Regions from separate parts of the Homo sapiens genome. Here all the other regions are linked to region 1. A link is a contact called in ENCODE Hi-C or POLR2A ChIA-PET data. All regions are on one chromosome and are shown on one strand. The core of a region is the stretch at or near the end of the contact, and the rest is flanking DNA. Distances in the headings are between cores, read along the strand shown.

Region 1 (2,696 bases), core at 86-2,585:
AGGCATCATAATTTTTATTTGATTTAGTATCTCATTTAAAAGATCCAAACTGCACAATCAATCTCTGCAAACAGAGCCAGGAGGCCTCACAAACCCCTCAGTGTGGGAATCAATGCTTTTCACTCCCACACTCGTGTGCGTATTTGAAGCGTGAAAGATTTCTGTTCTGGTTTCCTGCACAAAAGGAGCGACTCCCCAGGGGCTCCACCGGCTCCCCCTTTCCTTCTACGCACGTCTCACAGTTTCAGCAGGGAAGCCGGTGGCCCCCCTCCACTCTTGGCAGCACTCCTACTGAGCGGCCCTACAACCCCCGTGTGGAGGGGGAAACCCGAGACCCCAGTGTGGAGGGGAAAACCCGAGACCCCCATGTGCAGGGGGAAACCCGAGACCCCCGTGTGGAGGGGAAACCCCGTGTGGAGGGGGAAACCAGAGACCCCCGTGTGGAGGGGGAAACCCGAGACCCCCCTGTGGAGGGGGAAACCCGAGACCCCCGTGTGGAGGGGGAAACCCGAGATCCCTGTGTGCAGGGGGAAACCCGAGACCCCCGCGTGGAGGGGGAAACCCCGTGTGGAGGGGGAAACCCGAGACCCCCGTGTGGAGGGGGAAACCCGAGACCCCCGTGTGGAGGGGAAACCCGAGACCCCCCGTGTGGAGGGGAAACCCGAGACCCCCCGTGTGGAGGGGAAACCCTGGCAGTCAGGCTGGCGGTGCTGCCAACCCCTGACTTGGTCCTCTGGAAGGGCACTGAGTGCACTCCCATGGGGCAAAGGGGTGGGCTCTGGAGTGGCACCAGCTGGCCTTCCACATTCCCAGGGCGGCCCCTGTTCCACACCGCCAGCTGCCCCCACTGTGGCCATTCTTGCACCCAGAGCAAGGCTCTCCATGGGCGCCCACCCCACCCGCCCATGAAACCCCCTGTCCCGACTCCACAGAGCGCCCTCCATACAGGCCCCCACCCTCTGCCTCTCAGGGATTTGCAGGCGCTGCCTTGAATGGCACTCGGGGGCCACAGATGCCAGTGTCACTCCCACCACCCTTGGACGTTCTCAACCTATGGGGCATTAAAAGTCACCTCTCCCAGACACTGGGCCCTTGGCTCCCCAGAAACCGTGGGGACAAGAGCTCTGGTCATGGTTTAGGAATGGGCCTGAAACACTTTCGCTCCTCCCCTCGAAAGGTGGAGGGGTCTTCTTCCCTTTCTGACTATGGCCTGGACTTGGTCATTGCATCTGATGAACAGCCTTGCAGAAATGTGCTACGTGATTGCCAAGGCTAGGTCACAAAAAGGACAGTTTCTGCCTGGCTCTGCTCCCAGGATGGCCACATCACAAGGATGTGTGAGCGGCAGGTCCTTCCTGCGCGGAAGGGGCTGACCTCCTACTCCTGAGGGGGCCACCTGGGAGGCAGGCCCTCTGGCCCTGGTCAAACCTTCAGATGAGCCCAGCCCTGGCCTCAGCTCACCTGCAACCCCACAGCACCCAGCTAAGTCGCTCCTGAATTGCTGACTCCACACACTGTGGGGTTAAGGAGTTGTACTGTTTGATGCCCCCACACTGTGGGCTGATTCATTAAAGCAGCAACAGGAAATTAATACCCTAGACAGAAAGGACAGAAAAGACAAGGGGGCAACAAAAACACTTTTTATGGGCTTAACTTGTTCCACGGTCTGTGTTGAACACCTCTCACGCATTCCAGACTCTCAGATGACCCCAGCAGGATGCCATCACTGCCCCAGTTGACAGGTGAGCAAACAGAAGCACAGAGAGGCTTCGTGCATCATATGGGGCCACACAGGGAGTCAGCAGTAGAGCCAGTGCCAGTCCAGATAGCGAGGCTCAGAAGTCAGTGCTCGCCCAGACACACTGCAGCCCCCCCAGGGTGGGCAGGGGCCCCTTAGAGCAGAGCCTCAGACACGCTGGGCAGACCAGGCTTGCTGTTTCAGAACGCCTTTCTTGAGCTAGAGACGATATATTCGACCAGATCCTGAGTTGTACAGGGTGGGGGCCGCCCTGCAGCCCATCACCTGGCCCCCACCTGGCACACAGCAGAGCCCCAGGAGACCAGGTGGTCCTCACCCAGGGGCACACATCACTCCACACTGGCCCAGAAGAACCAGGGTCCCAAGAAGCCTGCTTGAGGGCCAGCACATCAGCTGTGATGCTCCGAGAAGCAGATGCCCGGGCTCCACAGCAGACCTGCTGATTCCGTTGCTACGGCGCAAAGTACAGGAATCTGATTTTTTTTTTTTTTTTTGAGACAGATTATCTCACTGTTGCCCAGGTTAGAGTGCTGTGGTGCCATCTTGGCTCACTGCAGCTTCCTGGGTTCAAGCAATTCTCATGCCTCAGCCTCCCGAGTAGCTGGGACCACAGGTATGCACCACCATGTCCAGCAAATTTTTGTATGTTTAGTAGAGATGGGGTTTCGCCATGTTGGCCAGGCTGGCCTCGATCTCCTGACCTCAGGTAATCCGCCCAACTCGACCTCCCAAAGCGCTGGGATTACAGGTGTGAGCCACCGCACCCAGTCATGACGTTTATTTTTAAAAATCAGATTCTCAGCCGGGCGCGGTGGCTCACACCTGTAATCTGAGCACTTTGGGAGGCCGAGGCAGGAAAATAGCTTGAACCTGGGAGGAGGAGGCTGCAGTGAGCTGAGATCGCACCACTGCACTCCAGCCTGGGTGACAAGAGTGA
Region 2 (2,696 bases), core at 92-2,591, 110 kb after region 1:
GAAAATCTTAATCGATTTGTAACAAGTAAAGGAATTGAATTAGTAATATTTTTTAAAAACTACATACAAAAAAAAAAAAAACCAAGGCCAAGATAACTATATTGGTAATTTCTACCAAACACTTAAGAAAGAATTAATACCAATCCTCCACAAATTTTTCCAAAAAATAGAAAATTAGAGAACACTCCCAACTCATTATAGGAGGCTAGTTCTATCCCGAAGCTAAATCCAAGCAAAGACATCACAAGAAAAAAGAAAAAAAAAAAAAAACATACAAACCAGCATCTGTCATGAATATAGATACAAAAATTCTCCACAAAACACTAGCAAATCAGATCCAGTAAAGTACAGAAAGAATTATACACCACAACTAAGTGGGATTTATTCCAAGAATGCCAAGTTGACTCAAGATATGAAAATCCAGGGCTGGGCATGGCAGTTCACAGCGTAATCCCGGTGCTTTGGGAGGCTGATGCTGGAGGATCGCTTGAGCCCAGGAGTTCAAGAACAGCCTGGCAACATAGTGAGACCCTGTCTCTACCCAAAAATTTAAAAATTGGCCAGGCGCGATGGCTTACCCCTGTAATCCCTCCACTTTAGGAGGCCAAAGTGGGTGAATTGCTTGAGGCCAGAAGTTGGAGACCAGCCTGGCCAACATGGCAAAACCCTGTCTCTACTAAAAATACAAAAATTAGTTGGGCGTGGTGGTGTGCGTGCCTGTAATCCCAGCTACTTGGGAGGTTGATGCACGAGAATCACTTGAACCCGGGAGGTGGAGGCTACAGTGAGCCGAGATCGCACCACTGCACTCCAGGGCCTGAGATTACAGGCATCAGAAGGAGGCGACAAAGTGAGGCTCCGACTCAAAAAAAAAAAAAAAATTCCGGGCACGGTGGCTCACGCCTGTAATCCCAGCACTTTGGGAGGCCGAGGTGGGCGTATCGCCTGAGGTTGGGAGTTCGAGACCAGCCTGATCAACATGGAGAAACCCCATCTCTATTAAAAATACAAAAAATTAGCTGGGCATGGTGGCGCATGCCTGTAATCCCAGCTACTCAAGAGGCTGAGGCAGGAGAATCATTTGAACCCAGGAGGTGGAGGTTGCGGTGAGCTGAGATCACGCCATTGCACTCCAGCCTGGGCAACAAGAGCAAAACTCCATCTTAAAAAATAAATAAATAAATAAATAAATAAGCATTTGACAAAATTTAACATCCTTTCATGGTAAAACAAAAAAAAACTAGAAATAGAAGGAAGCTTCTTCAACCTGAAACTGAAAGTGAACCTGAAGTGAAAACGGGTACTTATGAAATCCAGCTAACATCATACTTAATAATGAAAGACTAAATGCTTTCCCCTCAAGATTAGGAATAAGACAAGGATCTCTGTTGTTACCACTTCTGTTCAACATTCTACTAGAGACAAACCAGAACAACCAAGCAAGGAAAAGAAATAAAAGGCATCTGGATTAAAAAGGAAGTAACACTATCTTTATTCACAGATGACATGGTCTTATATATGGAAAATCATAAGGATCACACACACACACACACACACACACACACACACAAAAAAAAATCAACAAATATTAGGATGAATAAATGAATTTAGCAAGGCTGCAGGAAACACAATCAATATACAAAAATATGTTGCATTTCTACAAATAGTAATGAACAATCAGAAAGTCAAATTAAGGAAACCGTTCACAATAGCATCACAAAGATTAAAATACTTAGGAATAAATTTAACAAAAGATGTGCAAGATCTGCACACTGAAAACTACAAAATATAACTGAAAGAACTTTTTTTTTTTTTCCTGAGACAAAGTCTCGCTCTGTCACCCAGGCTGAAGTGCAGTGGCGCAATCTCGGCTCACTGCAGATTCCACCTCCCGGGTTCAAGCAATTCTCCTGCCTCAGCCTTCCATGTAGCTGGGATTACAGGCATTTGCCACCACACCTGGCTATTTTTTGTATTTTTAGTAGAGATGGGGTTTCACCATGTTAGCCAGGCTGGTCTCAAACTCCTGACCTCAAGTGATCTGCTCACCTCGGCCTCCTAAAGTGCTGGGATTACAGGCATGAGCCAACATGCCCGGCCTGAAAGAACATTTTTAAAGACCTAAGTCAATGGAAACATATCCCATGTTTATAGATCAGAAGACTTACTATTGATGGCAATACTTTCCTAAGTATTGATGGGAATACTTACTAAGATGGCAATACTTTCCAGGTTGATCTGCAGATTCAACTCAATTCCTATCAAAATCCCAGCTGCTTTTAAAAAAAAAAAAAAAAAAAATTGAAAAGCTTGCCTTAAATTTTATATGAAAATACAAAAGATCCAGAATAACCAGTCTTGAAAAAGAAGAAAGTTGGGGGACTGGGCATAAGGATGGACATAGAGATCAATGAGGTAGAATGAAGAGTTCAAGAATAAACCCTTACATACATGGTCAATCGATTTTCAAAACAGCATTCCAAAAACACTCAATTGGGGCGGGCGCGGTGGCTCACACGTGTAATCCCAGCACTTTGGGAGGCCGAGGTGGGTGGATCACGAGGTCAGGATATCGAGACCATCCTGGCTAACAAGGGGAAACCCCGTCTCTACTGAAAATACAAAAAATTAGCCAGGCATGGTGGCGGGCACGTGTAGTCCCAGCTACTCGGGAGGCTGAGGCAGGAGAATGGCGT
Region 3 (2,696 bases), core at 82-2,581, 73 kb after region 1:
CAGTGAGCTGAGATCATGCCATTGCACTCTAGCATGGGTGACAGAGCAAGACTCTGTCTCAAAAAAAAAAAAAAAGAAAAAAGAAAAACTGGCAATCATAAGTAGAAAAAAAATTGTAATTGAAAGTTATTTGTTCAAGAACTGGAGACCAACTAGGAACACACGAAGCAGAGAAGTGAGTCTCCGCGTCTGCATCAATGACGCAAAAGCAGCTGTGCAGGGAACCCGTCTGGCCCAGGCCCAGGCCTCCTGCACCCAGCGTCTGCGAGCTCCATGCTACCAGAGGGGCTGCAGTTGGCTGAGGGAGGTGGGGATGCCATTTGAGGTCTAGCCGCAGGGTGAGGGGAGCACGGCCGGCCAGTGTACACAGGTCAGGGGCCAGGTTCCCGGCCTTGCTCAGCACCGCACGTCACTGCATTGAAGCACATCTTTAGTAAAACCAGCTCTTCCCTTAAAGAGAATGCCACGGGGCATGAGTATGATGCTTTTGACAAAAAACAAAGGCATCACTGTTAACTCCGATCTATCCCATGTGAGGTGGGAGAAGGGAGAGAGCAGAGACAAGGAGACAATTACACAAGCAGCAGCCCAACGTGTGCTTTGCAATATGCTGACCTGGCTTGCCCCACACCCAAGGGCAGACCCACAGATAGCCCTGCCTCTGCATCCACCACCAGAGCACCCAGTACCCAGCACCAGGCCACCCAGCACCCAGCACCAGGCCACCCAGCATCCAGCACCAGACCACCCAGCACCCAGCATCAGGCCACCCAGCACCAGGCCACCCAGCATCCAGCACCAGGCCACCCCAGCATCCAGTGCCTGGGCACCCAACGTCCAGCACCAGGGCACCCCAGCATTCAGCACCACAGCACCCCTGCATCCAGCACCAGGGCACCCCAGCCTCACCCACCCCAGGCCTCTGAAGGAGCAGGAGGCTGGGCCCCATGTCCCGCAATAGCACAGCCAGCTGGGCGAGACCACAGGCAGCACTGGAAGGGACTGTGCGGCTCTTTCGGATTAGGAAAGGGCCATGCTCCGCACAGCAGAAAACAGGGACGAGGTCGAAGAGGCAGCACAGAAAGCCCAGAGTCACTCCCCACCCACCATCGGAAACCAGTGAGCTCATTAGAAACCGCTTATCTATGAGGCCAAATGCCCTCAGCAGGAGAGAAGGAGGAGGGGGAAGGAGGAGGGGGAAGGAGGGGGAAGGAGGGGGAAGCGGGTGGGGAAGAGGAGAGGAGGAAGAGATCAAAGGGCGTGGTGGAGCTACACTTTCGACAGGCCTCCAGCACTGGGGACTATCTGGGAACGTCCAGGAAGGCCTGCGAGCTGAGACTGGGTGACTCATCTCTGGTGACAGAGGTAACCACCTGGCCAGAGGCACCTCTTTAAAGAGACAGATTCTTACACCCATCACAAACAGACCAGAACACTGGCCAGGCGTGGTGGCTCACACCTGTAATCCCAGCACTTTGGGAGGCTGAGGCAAGCGGATTACTTGAGCTCAGGAGTTCAAGACCAGCCCGACCAACATGGAGAAACCCCGTCTCTCTACTAAAAATACAAAATTAGCTAGGCACAGTGGCTCTCACCTGTAATCCCAGCACTTTGGGAGGCCAAGGCAGGTGGATTGCCTGAGGTCAGAAGTTTGAGACCAGCCTGGCCAACATGGCAAAACCCCATCTCTACTAAAAATACAAAAATTAGCCAGGTGTGGCAGTGGGCACCTGTAACCTCAGCTACTTGGGTGCCTGAGGCAGGAGAATCGCTTGAACCCAAGAGGCAGAGGCTGCAGTGAGCCGAGATTATACCACTGTACTCCAGCCTGGGCAACAGAGCGAAACTCCATCTCCAAAACAAAAAACAAAACAAAACAAAAAAACGGAATACTGACCAGAAGAAAATACCCAGGCTTGCTATTCCTTATTGAGGACACTCTGGGGAAAAACTCAAGGACTGGCCAGGCTGAGTGACAAGGAACAGAAATGGCTCCCGGGGCCCAGGGCCCCGGCCATGTCATCTGCAGGGATTTTCCCCATCTTATTTATGCAAGGGGCTCCTACTTGTAAACTGGAGAGAAAATGTTGTCCAAGAGGCTCAGAACCGGTGTCGGAGGCTCAGCGAGGACAGGCCCTCTCCCTGGGGTCCCAGAGTGGGCAGGAGGCCACAGCACCATGGACTCTGGGCTCCTCTGGCTGATCACGGAGGTCCAGGCCATGAGGCCCTTGAGGCTCAAGGAGAAGGGTGTCTGAGGCAGGTCAGTCTCACGGTAGCCACAGAGCATGCGCAGTGGAGTGACCCGGGCAGGAGGCTCCCCAGGCCAGCACCCCAGCCAGGAAGGGAAGGAGCAACTCTGTGTGTATCACAGCTTCACAGTCTCCAGCAATTCAGCATTTGCCCGCTTAAGTTTCTAGGTGCTGATAATTCACAAATAAAGGAGAAGAAAGCTTGCTCTCTCCTGCCTTCCAGGCCTGCGTGGAGGTGTGGGCCTGGTGTTGGGGCTGACCAGGAATCCTGCATCTCATGGGTGGCCCCACAGGACAAGTGAGCGGCTATGACACTGGACACTGCTTGGTGGCCAGCAGTTGCCCCAGGCCCCTGAGGATGGAGACAACAGGCAGAGCTGGGCAGCTACCTCCTTAAGCCCCACCCAGGGGCACCACCCCCCAAGACCAGGGCACCCGTGGCTGGAG

What was found. Hi-C counts contacts between places; a loop is a spot of excess contacts on that map. ChIA-PET counts read pairs that join two places held with the same protein, here RNA polymerase II (POLR2A). Pooled maps may share reads with other maps.
Region 2: a loop to region 1 is called in a pooled map, with 2.0 times the contacts of the local background. The contact joins two enhancer-like sites. A Hi-C loop is called at or near these places in 4 of 168 maps with a recorded cell type or tissue (GM18951, PC-9, aorta and 1 more) and 4 of 50 pooled maps.
Region 3: a loop to region 1 is called in a pooled map, with 1.9 times the contacts of the local background. The contact joins two enhancer-like sites. A Hi-C loop is called at or near these places in 4 of 168 maps with a recorded cell type or tissue (adrenal gland, lower leg skin, posterior vena cava and 1 more) and 5 of 50 pooled maps. POLR2A ChIA-PET finds 5 or more read pairs at or near these places in 5 of 52 experiments (BJ, CD4-positive, alpha-beta T cell, H1 and 2 more).

Annotation. Positions count from the first base shown.
Region 1 is chr21:43,955,457-43,958,152 of GRCh38, reverse strand. The region is part of intron 2 of AGPAT3 (1-acylglycerol-3-phosphate O-acyltransferase 3); the gene reads right to left. Among named protein-coding and RNA genes, the nearest start is that of TRAPPC10, 56 kb to the left of the region's middle. RefSeq lists an enhancer at 1,491-1,991. Within about 2 kb of position 1,335, at least 3 of the 41 ENCODE cell types and tissues checked have a DNase peak (open chromatin) inside an H3K27ac peak, as active enhancers do.
Region 2 is chr21:43,841,561-43,844,256 of GRCh38, reverse strand. No RefSeq gene overlaps it. Among named protein-coding and RNA genes, the nearest start is that of AGPAT3, 22 kb to the left of the region's middle. Within about 2 kb of position 1,341, at least 3 of the 41 ENCODE cell types and tissues checked have a DNase peak (open chromatin) inside an H3K27ac peak, as active enhancers do.
Region 3 is chr21:43,882,771-43,885,466 of GRCh38, reverse strand. All of the region lies in intron 1 of AGPAT3 (1-acylglycerol-3-phosphate O-acyltransferase 3), which reads right to left. Among named protein-coding and RNA genes, the nearest start is that of AGPAT3, 19 kb to the right of the region's middle. RefSeq lists an enhancer at 2,663-2,696. Within about 2 kb of position 1,331, at least 12 of the 41 ENCODE cell types and tissues checked have a DNase peak (open chromatin) inside an H3K27ac peak, as active enhancers do.